Linked DNA regions of Mus musculus: region 2 is linked to region 1. A link is a loop called in an ENCODE intact Hi-C map of the cell type or tissue named here. Cell type or tissue: gastrocnemius. All regions are shown on one strand. Links, peaks and the distances in the headings refer to the core of each region. The heading gives the core; the rest is flanking DNA. Region 1 overlaps Tfb2m (transcription factor B2, mitochondrial). Region 2 overlaps Ahctf1 (AT hook containing transcription factor 1).

The links. Peaks named below come from ENCODE experiments on the same cell type or tissue, not always from the same donor. Only the 100,000 strongest peaks of a DNase experiment are listed, where the experiment ranks them.
Region 2: it touches region 1 in a loop (2.9-fold over the local background); 4 of 42 quality-filtered maps call a loop at or near these places.

The regions. Positions count from the first base shown.
Region 1 is chr1:179,525,662-179,534,381 of GRCm38, forward strand. Tfb2m (transcription factor B2, mitochondrial) reads right to left here. Exons shown (of 8, transcript NM_008249.5): 5 at 7,972-8,061; 6 at 6,404-6,466; 7 at 5,643-5,803; 8 at 2,393-3,693. The coding sequence ends at 3,516. Among named protein-coding and RNA genes, the nearest start is that of Smyd3, 12 kb to the left of the region's middle. In gastrocnemius, for the core only: a CTCF peak has its summit at 5,420; no DNase peak of the experiment used is centred there.
Region 2 is chr1:179,780,100-179,788,839 of GRCm38, forward strand. Ahctf1 (AT hook containing transcription factor 1) reads right to left here. Exons shown (of 36, transcript NM_026375.2): 8 at 8,090-8,240; 9 at 6,869-7,001; 10 at 6,596-6,777; 11 at 5,971-6,032; 12 at 4,909-5,037; 13 at 3,991-4,081; 14 at 2,848-2,937; 15 at 1,544-1,684; 16 at 757-861. Among named protein-coding and RNA genes, the nearest start is that of Ahctf1, 20 kb to the right of the region's middle. In gastrocnemius, for the core only: no CTCF peak of the experiment used is centred there; no DNase peak of the experiment used is centred there.

The sequences.
Region 1 (8,720 bases), core at 721-8,720:
GCCAGACCCAGTGGCTTTCTGTCTGCTGCCTGTGGTCATAGATGTAGAACTCTCAGCTACCTCTCCAACACCATGTCTGCCTGCATGCCACCATGCTGAAAATGAACTAAACTAAAACTGTAAGCCAGACCCGATTAAATGCTTTCTCTTAGAAGAGTTGCTGTGGTCATGGTATCTCTACACAACAATAGAACACTAAGAGATGGTGGAATCAGATTTCCCGACGTTTAGAATTGTTGTTTGCTCACAGTCAACTATTGGATGGATCACAGGGCCCCCAATGGAGGAGCTAGAGAAAGTACCCAAGGAGCTAAAGGGATCTGCAACCCTATAGGTAGAACAACATTATGAACTAACCAGTACCCCGGAGCTCTTGTCTCTAGCTGCATACGTATCAAAAGATGGCCTAGTCGGCCATCACTGGAAAGAGAGGCCCACTGGACAGGCAAACTTTATATGCCCCAGTACAGGGGAACGCCAGGGCCAAAAAATGGGAATGGGTGGGTAGGGGAGGTGGGGGTGTGGGAGGCTTTTGGAATAGCATTGGAAATGTAATTGAGGAAAATATGTAATAAAAAAAATTAAAAAAAAAAGAATTGTTGTTTGTCAAGAACTGTTGGTTGCTACATAGACTTCTTGTGTAGACCATGCCTGCCAGGAACTCAAGGAGATCCTCCAGTCTTTGCCCTGCAAGTACTGGATTAGAGCATGCCTTTCAAGGACCACATAATTCTTGATTGATCCCAGTGCTAAGATTCAGGAAACCTCAGTGGTCCAGGAAATAGTAATGGTGTTCATAGATTACTACTATCACAAGGTGTAACTGAGTTAAGCTCAGGCAAGCCTGGTGTTGATCAAACAATTGATCAAGAATATATGGAAAAAACAGATTATAAAAATAGTAGAAATATTAAATGTGGCAGAGATAAAATATATTATATAGGTAAATGGTCACTGACTCTGGGTTGGTCTTGGGGCTTTAATCTGAGCATTAGAAAGGATGAGGCAAGTGGGTCTCCATGAGTTTGAGGTCATCTCAGTTCTAGGCTAGCCAGGACTACTATAGTGAGATCTGACTCAAAATCAAACAAACAAAATACAAAAGTGGAAGTAGTCAGGAATGAAGAGCCAGCACATCCCTGCCTCATGTTAAAGTGTCCCTGTCCTGAATCAGGCTGGGTCCCTGGGTCAGGCTGACAAATATAAAAGAGAACATCCAAGGTTATTAAAAACACTGCGCTCTAGAGAACAGCTAGAGTGCAGAGCATTTCCAAAAGAGGTAACTTGTTCATCATGATATAAAAATGGCAGCAATGGGAACCAGAGGTCAGAAAGTTGTCCATGTACAGAAGAACCCTGTGCCTGGAAATCTATGGAAACTATGGAAATCTATAGAAAATTATGAAAACTCCAGGACTGCCTACTCCAGCAGGGCTTCCCTCCTCATTTATGGGTGTTGTAAGTGCCTGGTCTAATCCTGCTAGCTTGCTTGCTTCCCCAATCAGGATGTTCCACATGCTCAGTTTGAAGATGCTTTTTTTTTGTTTTTTGTTTTTGTTTTTTTGAGATAGGGTTTCTCTGTATAGCCCCTGGCTGTTCTGGAACTCACTCTGTAGACCAGGCTGGCCTTGAACTCAGAAATCCGTCTGCCTCTGCCTCCCAAGTGCTGGGATTAAAGGCGTGCGCCACCACTACTCGGCTTGAAGATGCTTTACACTCTACTACCTGCTCCTTGCTCTTGTACTTAATACATGCTCAATCCATTCAGCCACTCAAAATCAAATGTATAGCTGTGATAGATTGGTTCATGTACAGAAATACTTTTATGTGTGGTATATGTGCATAAGCTTGTGTGTGGTGGACAAATCTTTATTGCTTATTTTTTGATACAAGATCTTTAGAGCCTTTCCAACTGAACCTAGATCTCATGACTTGGTAGATTGTCTTCCCCGTGCGTCCTCCTCCTGTGAGCTCCTCCCCATGAGTCCTCCTCCTATGAGCTCCATGTGTCCTCCTCCAGTACTCCTACCACAGTTGCCCAGCTTTATATGTGTGTTGGGAACTCATCTTATGTCCTCATGATTGTACAGCAAACTCTAAGGAACCACTTTCCTACCTTGCAAGAGGTCTCATGGTTGAGAGGAAATCTTGTTCTCTTGCACCCAACCCCATCAACAACCACACTGGTCTCCAACTCTGGACGGCTCACCCCTCCCACCTCAGACACCCATGCAACTGCAGGTGCACGTCACTGCACTCAGCGCCTCAAGACACTTCAGTTACACAGACAGAATTACTCACTGAGAGCACACTGAAAATAAGTTTGGGGTCAATTTAAAATTTCACTCATGCATATGGAGAACAAAAAAGAAAACACACATATACACACAAACTATATACAAATTCTTTTATTTCTCAAAAAGTTTTAAAACATACTACAATTTAAAATTTAAACAACTGGATTGCATAGTGCCTGATAATCCACTTCAACATAATAAAAGATAAACTGATCACTTTCTAAGTTTATACCGTTGTTTTGCTTGACAGGGTCTTTTCTTAGCCTAAACTGGTCTCAAACTCAATTCTACAGTTGAAAGTGGCATTAAACTGATGGGCCCTCCACCTCACAAGGCCTGGGACTTATGCCACCATGTCTGCCCAAATCAATTTATTTTCTAAGCGTAACAGTATAGAAACTGAGGGAGATGCAAGCAATTGGCAATGGTGAAAAGTGCATATTTAAAGAGGTTTGGCCCAAAGGTTTTTTGTTTTTTTAAAGTAAATTAAATTACAATTGAAAATACTCCATACCTATGGGCCTTTACAGTAAATAGAAATTTTTTAAAAATTTCCTGTGCTAGGGAGTATGGGAAGCCAATAAACGCCATTACAAGATGGTACTGGTTTCAATAAGCTGACGCCCATGAATATGGGTAAACAACCAATGTGCGCATGTGCAGTAGAGTTTTTTTTTTTTTTGCAGAGTCACTGCCTGGCCCAAGGCATGTAAATGAGGTACTGAAAGCATAACCAATCAGGTGTAGACACACCTATCCTAGGCCTATATAAGCAGCACTGGTTTTTTGGGCTCGGGGTCTTTCGCTTTCGCTATCAAGCTCTCCCAATAAACGTGTGCAAAAGAATCCTGTTGTGGCGTCATTCTTGCTGGCGAGTCGGGCGTCTACAAGGGAGCAAAACCAAAACCTTGGACATACTAGGTATGTGTTCTACCATTGATCTACGGCAGAGAGTACTTTAAAACAAAGTAGATTTGATCTGATCAAACTGACAGGTTTTCGTTTTATTTAACTTTGAATAATACTGCAGCCACTGTGTTTTCTGTGTATCAAAGGTATCAACTTGAGAAGAAATTATTTGCTTCATTTGTGCCAAACAAGGGTAGTTTCTCTTCTGTTAAAAGGATATGAACTTCTTGAAATTCAGTGTTCATTTGTCACATGATTTCAAAATAATGGACAAACAGCTCCAGCTCACTCTCGGCTTGCAGACTCTTCCTAGAACTCCATGTCCTCCGGGCAGTAGTCATAGATCCACTTAAAGACGGAGTCTTCCGATTGCTCTATGGTTTCAAAAAGTTTTTTGAAGTCGTGAGGATACATTCTAGCAGCTGTGTCTCCAGGGTTTTTTCTTATCTGCCTCAGGATATTAATAGGATCAACCGTACTCAGTGAACTGCAGAGGAAAACCAAAGAGACACACTTTTACAACTGTCAGCTACAGCTGAGAAAGCTGCCTCCTATGTCCAAGTAAAATGGCTAACACATATAACTGAATTCAGTTGACAGTTTATATATGACATGTGTATTCTCCACTCTGTACAGAGACGACTCTGAACCGACCCTCCTACCTTAATCTCCCAGTACTGGGATACAGGGATGAATGCCTCACTCAGTCTGGATAGGAAATGTGTACATAAGTGTGTTATGGCTATAACCTCAGCACCCAGGAGACCGGGACAGGTACTCTTAAAAATTCACAGCTAGCCTGCAATGAAAATCACCAATTGAAATTCTAACAAGGTATAATTAATTCTCACAAAAATTCTAGTTTACATATTATCATTTTTATTTTGAGATAGGGTCTCACCACATAGCCTTCGCTGGCCTGGAACTTACTATGTAGACTGGGCTAGCCTCAAATTTAGAGATCCCCTTGCCTCTGCATCCTGAGTACAGTGATTAAAGGTGTGTGCCACCACATACATCTAATGGTTTTCTTTTTCTTTCTTTTTGATATTTGCATTTAAATGGCCACTACCCCAAGACCTTGAGATGAAAATTAGGTTTCTAATTGTGGTTTATTGACATTTTAAAACTTTTGTGTGTATATGAAGCTTCTGGGTTTTGAGGCTTTTGGGGGTGGGGGTGGTTGTTTGTTTGTTTTGAGAAAGGGTTTCTATGTAAGCCCAGAACCCCCTCTATAGACCAGGCTGGCCTCAAACTCAGACATCTACCTGCCTCTGCCTCCCAAGTGCTGGGATTAAAGGCGTGCCCCACCAACATGGGTGAGGTTTCTTTTTTTTAAGATAGTTTCACTCTCTGTCCCCGCTGGCCTGGGACTCATGTGACCAGGATCCTGGGTACTGGGATTGCAGGCTGACCCTTCTGTGTAAATACACTGAGCTGGCACACATCTGCACATCCATAACCCCAGTACTTGGGAAGTAAAGGCAGGAGGTTCACAAGTTCAAAGTCAGCCGGGCGTGGTGGCACTCGGGAGGCAGAGGCAGGCGGATTTCTGAGTTCGAGGCCAGCCTGGTCTACAAAGTGAGTTCCAGGACAGCCAGGGATACACAGAGAAACCCTGTCTCGAGAAACAACAACAACAACAAAACAAGTTCAAAGTCATCTCTGGCTGTACAGAAAGTTAAGGCTAGCTTGGGCTACATGAAACCCAATCTCAAAATAAATGTCTCCAGTCAATAGGCATACTAAGGTTCTATGGTATATGATGATTCATTAAAATAACTAACACTTTTCCATCTTTTGACGATACTTTAGGTACTGCTAGTTACAAGGTAAATAGAGACTACATTACATAGGATGGAGAGATGGCTCTGCAGTTAAGAGTCCTTGCTGCTCTTCTTGGGGACCTGAGCTCAGTTCTCAGCGCCTATGTCAAGCAGCTCTTAATCATCTATAACTCGAGCTCCAGGGGATACAACATGCTGTTCTGGCCTCAATGGGCACAGCACACACATGTACACACACATAAGAAAATATAAACTGAGGCTAAAACAACCTTCGAGTATCCTTGATTTTGCTACTTAAAAATGAAAATAAACGAAACTTGGAGTGTGTGGAAAACATAATATGCAACAGGGAGAAAAGGCATTTTTATTTACTGTTTTTCTTGACTTTTATTTTATGGGTAGTTGTGTGTATGCCATGTGTGTGGTACCCACAAAGGCCAGCAAGGCGTGCTAGAGCCCCTGGAACTGGAATTACAGTTGTGAACTGGTTTTCAACCTTCTCTCTGGCCCAGAAGAAGTATTTTTAACAGGTAAATGAAACATGGGCACACCTTACTCCAAATCAAGATGTGAAAAGCCACCTTCTAAAGCAGGAGACAATCTCAGTAAATTCTACTTTTCTACTCATCTTTATTCAATTTCTACTTACCGTAAATGGCGTATTATTGGGGCATTGCGTTTCCCAAAGCAATGCTTTACCAAGTGGAAAAATATATCATAGTTCAAAGGACTTAGGTTTTCTGTAAATAAAGTCCTACGAGGAGTCATTCGAACAAGATATAGGTTTTGTTTCAGTAAATTTACTGATTCCTAGACAGAAAGAAAAATAATTTTTGTCAGTCATAAACTATTACCAGAGTAGAATGCTGATTGCTTATGTCTTCACAATAGTCACTGCATGTCCCACACGTCTCTGGGTCTTCTTGTTGACAGGTTAACACTTTGTAACCTGTTTGTCAGGTGATAGAAGAGGTGATAGCAGGGTCCAGTTCCATTCCTCAGCTGCAGGGCAAACCCAATGCGTGCCTAGTGAGCCACTCACCACTTCCTGGCCTGGAAGTTCAACCTGGACAGCTAACGTTTACTGACTTGACTCGAGTGAAAATCAGAGCTCAAACATAGCCCCATAGCTCATCCATATCCTGAATGGAGCTCCTGCTGGGTAAGGGACTCCACCACCAGTCCCAAGGATACAGAAGTATTTCCGACTAGCTTTTTCTTATTCCTTCTTTGCCTAACCATACATTTATATACTGTGTATGCACACACATATGTATGTACATTCTTATTACTGAAAATTTGTTAATTAAAAATAAAGATAAGATAATCACTCCAGCCTCTAAAGACAATCTTAAGAGAAAATAAACACTTGATTACATGATGAAAAAGAACGGCATCATTTGTTCTTACCCCGTGCTTTGACTTTTCTAAGTGCCCATTTTCCGTATGCACACTAAATGACGACCAAGGTTCCTAGAGGAAGAAAAACAGACACGCTATTTCTTTCTTCCCATAGGTCTGTGTGTGACAAATGTGTACATATGGATGTGTGTGGAGGTTGGAGGCGGTTTTCCTCATCATTCTCTCCACACTATTTTTCACGTCAGTGTCTCTCATGAACCTGGGGCTTGTGGGTTCTGTAGAACTAAGGATCCTCCTGTCTCTGCCTCCCCAGACCTGGGATTAGAGGCAAGGCCCACTGCACTGGACTTTTTACATTGGTGCTGGGAATTGAACTCAGGTCCTCCTGTTTTGCTCTGCAAGTGCTTTTCCCATTGAGCCATCTCCTCAACCCTAAGACGTTGTTTAGTTTATATCTCACAACTGAAGACCAAGGCTCCTCAGTCCTTTCAGTTAATTCTCTTTTGTCAAAATGTCTCAAATTATTATTGCCTTAAAATAATCTACCTATGTAAACCTGGATGTGGTGGTAAACAATCTCTACTCTTGGGAGGTAGAGGCTACAGAGACCCAGTCTACCCACCCTACAAACCAAAAACAAAGAAGTCCCATACCTAGGTGCTAAGGTTTGTAGCTTTGTATTTAAGCACTTGCCTCAAATCCAAAACCCTGCACAGATGAAAGGATAGATCACTTCAATCACATCTGGCAATGCTCAGTAAGTGTTAACTATGGCTGACTATTGAATTTGGAAACATTTTGTAGCTCAGTAAGTGTTAACAATGGCTGACTATTGAATTTGGAAACATTTTGTATAAAAGGTAAAGGGAATGTATCAAGCTAAATACTGTCATACACAGTTTTTTAAAAACACTTTCCTTTTTTTTAATGTTTATTAATTTATTTTATGTATATGAGTACACTGTAGCTGTCTCCAGACACACCAGAAGAGGGCATCAGATCTCATTACAGATGGTTGTGAGCCACCATGTGGTTCCTGGGATTTGAACTCAGGACCTCTGGAAGAGTAGTCGGTGCTCTTAACCACTGAGCCATCTCTCTAGCCCGGTGATACACATTTATAATCATAGCACTCAAGGAAGCTGAGAGGAGAGAATGAAAAGTCTGAGGTTACACAACAAAACCCCTCTCAAAAAACAAAGCATTGCTGGGTGGTGGTGGTGCTCACCTTTGATCCCAGCACACGGGAGGTAGAGGAAGGTGGAACTGTGAATTTAGTTTCCTTAGTTTTATCAATGAGCCAGTCATATTACTTTTATAAGAGAAGTTGGTAAACAAGTGTCAGTGTTAATCTCCTCTCAAGAGCTGGTAATAGCACATGCCTTTAATCCTAGCACTCAGGAGGCAGAGACAGGAGGAATTCAAGGCCATTCTGATCTCCATAAGGAATAAAGAGTTCCAGGCCAGGTAGAGCTACATAGTCACACTCTACTTCAAAGTAAAACAAAATTAAACAGGTTAAAAAATAATGAAATTCATATTTTAAACCTTTAGTGCAGGGTCTGCACTTACCAATCTGAGTAACCCGGTTCTTCTGGCATTAAAATGTCACTCACCATGTGCAGGAACTTAACGTCACAGGCCACTTGCCAAAGAACAGCCATTACTTGATATAAATCCGGTCTTTTAGGAGTCGCTATCAGTTTCTAGTAAAAACAAACAAAATTATGTCACATAGAATCTTAATAAATATCAAATGTTGGATTTAATTGAAACATCTTAATAGCATCTAAAATTTTAAATTAAAAGATGAGAATTGGCCAGGCATGGCCTTTAAACCTAGTTCTCAGGAGGCAGAGGCAGGAGGATCTCTGTGAGTTCCAGGATAGACAGGACTATATAAAGAGTCTCTGTCTTAACAAACATAAAAGAGAACTAAGTACAAAATATTAACCACGAGAACTTTCAAGTAGAGTTTTCCTTTCTGAAAACAAATGGCAACATATACAGCTTACTGTATACGTGCTGGAGTGGTTTAGAGCACTTGCTGCTCTTCCAGAGGACTGGAATTCATTTCCCAACACAGCAAAGGGCCATTCACACCTTGTAAGAGTAAGCAATTAAATCGTGCATCTAGAATTGTTAAGCCTGTAACTCTAGCTCCAGGGAATCCAATGCCTTCTAGCTCTGCCAAGTAACTCACACACGCATGGCATAAACACATACATCTAAGTAAACAGCAATGAAAAGAAAACAAAAAAGCAAAACAAACAAACCAACCCCCCACAGGCCAGAAAGATGGTTCTGTAGCTAAAAGCAATGGATGCTCTTCCAGAGGACCCAGACTCAAGAGGACCCACACGAC
Region 2 (8,740 bases), core at 479-8,478, 250 kb after region 1:
CATTTACTTAAGTGAAAATGTAAGGGAAGTGTAAAGGGTAAATAAGACAACAGTTGCACATGCAGTAAGCAGAGCAACTTTCTGTGCTTCCCAGAAATACACGGAGCTGGGTCTTTGTTACAAACTCTGTAAGACGATACTGATAATTTCTCAAGTCTCTAATTCTCAGTATTTACATTACTAGACTAACAGAAACACTTAATTGATGACAAGTATCAATAACCTTTAATCCTGGTACTATAAAAGCAAAGGCAGGTGGATCTGGTATGAATTCCTGGATAGCCAGAGCTAAATAGTGATACCCTGTTTTGAAAGACAGCCAGCCAGCCATATTAAGAGATTACACAAGCTAGGCATGTTGGGGAGTCCCAGCATCCAGGTGGTAGAGACAGGTGAAACCATGATTAATATTATCTTGATCTGTCTACGTGAGTTTCAGGTCAGACAGGGATACATGGTAAGACCCTTTCCTCAAACCAGAACAAAACAATAGAAATACTGAAGACATCAGTAAATTACATTATAAAACCACAGTTTCATGATCTAAGTTATAGGTAGTGACATTTTTAGAAGCCATGTTTTCCCCCAACTTGCTCTCATTTTACATGTTAATCCAATGAATATAGTGTCTGTGAGGCAATGAAGACACAAAAACTAGAATGAAGACTAGTCAACATAGTGTAAAGGCTCAGAAGCAAACAGTAACACTATGGAGCTAGGATGTCTGAATAGCTATTCATACATTAACTACGTTACCTAAGCCTTCGGGCAGAAGCCCCGAGTGGCAGAACCACAGAACCATGTGTGCGTACTGACAGAGAAGCTGGGTGACCATGTGCTTGTTGCTCAAGTCCACCAGTCCTAGAAAGAAGAATTAACACTGGTTGGGTAACTTTTCATTTATCAATCATGAACAACAATCAAAATAATCAACAGTATGCATATATAATTTAATTTGTATTTAGTATACACTGAACCAAAGTGAGGTTAAGCAAATCTCTAAAATGTTAAGATAACTGAGAGAAATAGGCATTTTATGCAAACCAAAATTAACTGTTTCATGCAAAATGCTATTAAAACAGACTGAAAGTAGACTATTCAAATTAGGCCTTTATGTGAAATTGTACCTTTTCCTTTGTTGAAGTGGCAAAATAAAACAAGAACAAAAACCAAAAAACCAGTCACTTCTTTCAATACATAAATACATGTTAACTTCAAATTTTAAATTCTACTGGTAGTAAATTCTAAGGCCACCAAGATGGTCCGGTGAATAAAGGTACCTGTTAAAAAAGCCAGGAGACCTAATTCAATCCCTAGGATACACTCAATGTAGACAAAAAGAACCAATTAGAGTTGTTTTGTGTCATCCATACAAGATGGCATGTGTACACTCATGTTCACATATACCCTACATATACACATATAAGTTAAATTTTTTTCCTTTTGAACATTTCCTCTTTATACAATGTTTTACCAAGTAAACAAGAATTGTAAGTAAATTAAGTAAAATTTAATAAAACACTCATTTGTATAAAGTACACACCTCTCTCAGTGATACCCTGGGCCTCCATTGCAAAACAGCTTAAGACTGTACTAAGGTTGCTAAGCAGTAAATGGCACTGCTGGATAGACTGAATAGTCTGTGGGTCAATAAAACGACACGAACCGTCAAACAGCGGCACACCTTCAAAGATAAAATACAACATTAGTTTCAACACAGTAACTTACAATCAATGTGCATTTTTCTGAAGTCCCATTACTCTAAAGAATGACAGACTTTACAAATATAAGCTAGAACTTATAAGATAGGAACTTAGTTTTCAATATAAAACTAGAGTCAAAGTAAGATTATGGACTATTTAGGTCTGCACTCTATCTTCAGAACTACTACATGTCAAAAGATGTATATTTACTTTAATAAGCAGAACATCATAATTTCTGAGTCCCTCAAATCAGTTTCTAATTTTCTTCTTAAAATACTTTATATGCACTTGAATTATACTAAGAGGTCTTAAAAAAAAAAAAAAACAAAATCAAAACCCAAATCACCTTACAACACAAGGTCTCCATTACCAGCATTTGTGGTTGCTTAAAACAGCAACAATGGCTGATCTACAGCCTGGTGTGAAGGCACATAATGTAGCTTACTAATGTATTTCTAGTAAAAAGCTTTTGTTAATAATTGTTTAATATACACTTTTAATATAAATGTTTTCTTCTAGGACCACAAGTTTTAAGACTTTACATTCCCAAAATGGTAAAACTTTCATGCCTGGGATTCAAGCACTTGGAGGCTAACGGTGGTGAAAGCACCAGAAGTTCAGGGCAAGCATGGATTACAGCAATGGTTCCTCATGCTGTGGTGACTCGCCTCCAACCATGAAACTGTTTTTGTTGCTACTTCATAATTGTAATTGTGCTGTTATGAATCGTAATATAAATATCTGATATGTGACTCCCGTGAAGAGGTCAGCTGTCCCTGGGGATTGCTCCCCACAGGTTAAGAACCACTGACCTAGTGAGCTTCACAACTGCTGAGATTACCGACACCTAACCTTGTCTCAAACAAATGTTCTACCTGGGATTACAACATCAAGATTAACTATTAAAGCTTATCCTGAGAGCTGGTGAGATGGCTCAGTGGGTAAGAGCACCCGACTGCTCTTCCGAAGGTCAGGAGTTCAAATCCCAGCAACCACATGGTGGCTCACAACCATCCTTAACGAGATCTGACTCCCTCTTCTGGAGTGTCTGAGGACAGCTACAGTGTACTTACATATAATAAATAAATTAAAAAAAAAAAAAAAAAAAAAAAAAGCTTATCCTGAATCCAGACTTCATACTTACAAAGCCTATCAAACTCTTCTTTTGTGAGAACCACTTTATTCCATGTCCACTCAAGAACAAATCGTAGATTAGCAGCAGAATTTGGTTGTTCTTATTTGTATTGAAAGAAAGGAAAAAGAAGAAAAAGAATGATTACTAACTTCGAAATGGAAGTTACTAACTTTGTAGGAGGAGCCAGATAGGAAGGCCAAGTTCATGAATTTAACATTAACTTCTACCAAATGGATCCTGTGCACCTCTTCATAGGAGCAGTGCCATAGGTGCAAAACTGGAAGGAGGGTGAAGAGGGCGCAGGGAGCAGTTATGAGGGAGAGCAATATATACAAACTGGAAAGCAATCTTAAAAAAAAAAACAACAAAAACCCAAAACAGTCCAAACCAACAACAAAAAAGGCCTACAGTTTTTAAATTTTGACTTAAGAAATTTTACCATATTAAGGAATATTTAAAAGACCCCAAATCATGGTAGGCATAATGGCACATGCCTTTAATCCCAGCAATTGGAAGACAGAGGCATTCAAATCTCTTGAGTTTAAGGCCAACTTGGTCTACAGAGAGAGTGCCAGGACAGCCAGGGCTACAGAGAAAGCCTGTCTTAAAACAACTCAAAATACAAAAATGCTGTATTCCTCTAAATCCCACTAAGCTATAAAAAACATTTCTGCAACACTGGTTAGTACTCAGTATTAACCTTTGTTTGTAATCACAACTTTTTTTAAAAAAAATAAGTGATTATCTTTTGTTTTGAAATAAAATTGAAATGATTAAGAAACAGGAAGCTTTCTTTCAAATGATCATCATGTTCTTTCAACATTACATGGGCAGAGTATGTGCATGTTCATGTAAAGAATGAATAAATATTCACACTGGGGTGAAGCTGGTACAGAGCATCACAGATTCACTTTTTACTCCACCCTACAACTTTACGTGAATTTAAAACAATCTCATGCATAAAGGTTAACTAAAATGTAAAACCATGAACTGTAATTTTAAGAATATGAATATTCTATTTTTTAAAAATATTTTTTATTACGTATTTTCCTCAATTACATTTCTAATGCTATCCCAAAAGTCCCCCATACCCTCCCCCCCTACTCCCCTACCCACCCAAAATATTCTATTTTTACAAAGTGAAACTGTTACCTTCTATTATCCACGTTCTGATGTAACCAGTCAAAAGTCCCAAGGAACTTGTCTGAATTGCTGCTGACAATATAGCTTCTAATTGTTCTTCCTAAACCATGTTTAAAAAAAAAAAAAAAGAAAGACACTCTGAAATCAGAGGCAGTATAGGTGGGGAAATAGTTCTGAGGCTCATTTGGCTGTAGCCAGAGAGACAACAGAGCACATCTGTAAAGTTACAGCACTAAGGAGAGTAAGACAGGAGGGTCACAAGGTGGAGGCCACCTGACCAGAGCAGGAAGAAAACCAACGCAATACCCAGCATTGTAAGAAGTGGGAAACCCCAACACCCACAGAAGACTTGTATGCCATGGCCAATGAAGCTTAACTCGTCAGCTAAGGAAACTCTCGCAGTTTGTACTTTCTTTAGCAGTACTGGAGCCTAGGACACAAGCACTCACACTGAGCTATATAATCTCAGTCAGTCCTTTTTATTTTAAGATAAAGTCTCATGAAACTATACAAGCAAGCCTTGTACAAATTACTTTGTGGCCAGACCAACTTTGATCTTGCTAGCTCGGTAACTAGGATTATATATATGCTTGCATTGCTGAGCCCAGCTCCACTTGTGACTTTTTAAAAAGGTGTTTTACTGGCATGGATGTATAAGATAAATACATCTGGTGCCTAAGCAGTCAAAAGAGGGTATCAGATCCCTTGGAACTGGAAGTAAAGATGGTTGTGAGGTACTATGGAACTGAGCCTTGGTCCTCTGCAAGAGCAACCAGTGTTCTTAACCACTGAGCATCTCTTTAGCTAAGGTTAGAGGATGTGGAAGCCAAATTTCAAGGCCATGGCTACTGATCCTGGAACATGAGGTTACAGATTCCCTCCCCCCAAAAAAAAATTCAAAAGAAAGAAAAAAGTTAAATGTCTCACTTGACTTAAACTGGAAGGCTGAATATCAATAAGTCTTGGTGAGAGGAGACCAGCAACAAGACATCGATTATAACTATCAGGAATGACTTCATTAAGAGTTGGTCCTGATTTCTTTAAAAATGTCAAAGTCTGTAATAGAAAAATTAGTCCAACATCAGCCAACATCAACTTAAATACATCTATGGAAATACTGAAAGCCTGACTAAACTGCATGATCAAGTTAGGGGGCTTAGAGATTCCTGAATGCAATGACATCAATAAGACACAACAGCAGTATTTTCAGAAGTTGCAGACAAACATGTCTGTGTTTAGTGAGAGATTTTCACTTAGGACAACCACAGCAACTATGTGTGTGGCTGATTGCCAACTAAAAGGTCTTCACATCACAAACTATTCTTACATCATTCTTCTGTCAATTTTGTATTATTTCTCAAAAGAAACAAGAAGAAGCCCTACGGCCAGGCATAGTGGCACATGCCTTTAATTCCAGCACTTGGGAGGCAGAGGCAGGCAGATTTCTGAGTTCGAGGACAGCCTGGTCTACAAAGTGAGTTCCAAGACAGCCAGGGCTACAGACAAACCCTGTCTCAAAAAACCAAAAAAAAAAAAAAAAAAAAAAAAAAAAAAAGGAAGCCCTACAAGGCCACGACACAAAAGGGCAGGCCGCAGTTGTGGGGCAGTCTAACTGCAGCAGTTAGGGGCCTGAGCAGATCTCTAAACTGCAAACAGCCACTGTTATACTGTGAGACCCCGCCCCTTCCCATCTCTAAAATAAGCACCCAGAAGATGCAATGAGGCACGAACCTAGTCACCATTTCTTTGAGTTCCTGTAGAAGATGGCACCCACACAAAGCTGCTAAAAACATTTATATGACTTCTAGCAAGCTCTCATTAAAACTGAAGTTATTAAGATGCTAAACTCGAAAATCTAGCAGGAGCTACTATTTAGAGATGAATTAGTTTATACAAATACCAGGAACATTTCAATACATGAATCACCTGTATTCTAATATGTAGCTTCAGCTCTAACACACACTCAGCAAGTTGTTAATGCATACGTACCTCCTTCTGAAATCCAGCACAAGTTACATGGATAACTCCAGAGTCTAACAAACAAGTGGCATCTTAAAAAGAAAAAGATTTTAAATTTTGAATTAAATGTTTACTGTAGGTAATTAAAATTTTATATTGAATAAATCTGTCCCCTCTTTAAAAACAACCACAACAAAGCAGGGTCTTACTGTGCACCCCTGGCTGCCTTAGACTCTCAGAGATTCTCCTGCCTCTGCTGGGATTAAAGGTATGTACCAAGCACATTGGACAAGAATAATTATCAAGATAAGGTTTCTCTGTGTAGCCTTGGCTGCCCTGGAACTTGGTATATAGACTAGGCTGTCCTCAAACTTAGAATTCTGCCTGCCTCTGCCTCTAAGTGCTAGGACTGAAGGTTTGTGCCACCACTGCCCAGCAATTATAAATTCCTTTTGAGATAGTGACAAACTTTATTACTAATATATTAACTGACATTTTCTAAAAAACTCAAAATTTATAAACATACTCTATTTCTTGTGTACATAAATACGTATCAGAAGTTATGTAAGTTATAAATGATAGTGAGATATGAAACATACAGCTGACATACTACATTTACACATTATTTTTCTCAAAAATTTATGAAAATACTTACCAAAATTAAAAGTACTTGGGTTAAAAAATTGCTCTGGAGGTGGGTAGGAAGGAGGAACCCCTCGGTTTAAACTCCTCTCATGTACTAGTATGTCCAAGATGTGATGTGGAGAAGTCCTACTTACAACCGAATCCAATGACCACAACGCAAAATAAGAGCAATTATGCAGAGATTCTCCTGATCTAGAAGAAAAAGTTTTAAAGCACTGAGACACTATCAGCTATACATAACAATATCTGAGGGAGAGGGGGTGAGAAAACATAGTAATCATACCTTAAAGAATCGGGCATTTGTGCATGATACCAACGATTTATGTCAAATAGCCCTAAATACACAGAAGGCTTTCCCTGTCCATATATATTCACTTGCCAGGTAAAGACAGAAACGCTGGTATCGGGAGACAGAGCTGCAAGAAAGAAAAAACAAAACAAAAAACCCAGCTATTTTTCAAAAACAGAATAAAGAACCTAAACATAACCACAACCAAATGACAGTAACATTTAATTCACATTTCAGTAGACTTATGAAAACCATTTCTGTCACTTGAGTCTCACTTACACCCTGACATTCCTGGTGAGAAGTTCTCATCAGAAGGTTCTCCCTTTACTAGTTTCCAGGTAATACTTTAGACCTTTGAGACAATAAGACTAGAAAGTGATTTCAACAAATATTTCCCCAAAGACAGTAGACAGCTAGCACCAGCAGCTAATCTAATACCTACAATGGACGTCTGTGGTTTAATCCTTTAGAGGAACTGAGTTGAGAAAGGCAGATCTAGCCACATGGCAAAGGCGGAAACAAATGCAAATACCTAGACCACGGCAGTGGAATGGCACCAGAAGGGGCCTCGGCAGGAAGAGAAAAGTAAAAACCTCAGATATCACTAATGGCAACTGGAAAAGGAAGCCATGGACAGAGAATAAGAAGAGGGATGGCATGTTAAATTCTAGATGTGAAAACAGAACCACAAGGTTAAAAGTGGGAACTTCGACACAGGGCATCTCTGGGATAAATGAACTTTCCATCTATAGAAGAAGCAGGACTCAGAAATGCAAAACCGTCAAAGGTTACCACTAAAGAAAGGAAGGGAAAACAAATCAATGCTGAACTTATCTATCCCTGGGATCTTTACTCTGAAAGGAAAGAAAAAGACACGGGGTGGGGTTTGGGGGAACACAGCATGGTTCAAAAAGGAAAACAAAATAACAGAAAAAAAAAAACCCAAAAAACAGAAAAATATCCAAAGACAAATTACACTTATTAAAATGGAGACCATCTTTGTGTTGAACTTGATTCAAACACAGGGTCTTTCACTAGCTGATGCAATCAAGTTCTTCAGTTCTGTATAGTCATCCAGAGAGCAACAAGACCTAAAAGCCTGAATAAATGACATACACAGGACCTTAATTTTCAACTGTCAGAAATATTAATTCCAGAAATCTGACATAAATCTTAAGCCATCACACAACAGAGTTAAGAGTACTTTTAACCAACCTTCTCTCATACTTTCTTCTCTGTCTCCATGAGATGGAAATCTCTCTATACTCTGGCATCCCAACAATTTGGTATTACTAGTTTGTCCCCTTAAGGGGAACGTGCCACCTGCTAGATCCAGTGTATATCTTTCTTCGCAGTATTCTAATCCCTGCAACATAAAACATGCAGAAACTTTAACACTATTCTAAGAGTGTTCTAAAATGAAATATTCCCATGCTAAAAGTTTTCCCACACAAATGCTTTTAGAGAGCAAATCGCTCTGAAGGCTATAAAGTTATATATATATAAAATGTATATACCAAGCTAGATTTATGGTCTCAGAAATAATCACCAATAAGTATTGTAAAAGTTTTCTAAAACACGGTAGCATTCATACATTAGTAGCTGGAGTATAAACTGGAATGCCCTAAAGGCCAGCAAATCGATTTCTGCATTCTCATGTAAATTCTTAAGAATAGTTTTTTTTTGTTTTAAGTTTTGTTGAGATAAGGTCACTCTAAGTAGACCTGGCTGTCCTAGAACATGCCTTGCCTCAAAAGACTGAATATTAATTCTTAATCAAAACAGAATTTTCTGCTCAATAAACAAAAAGAGTTTTACCTACTCCCCCCTTTTAAGTCAGGGTCTCATTGTGCAACTCTGACTGTC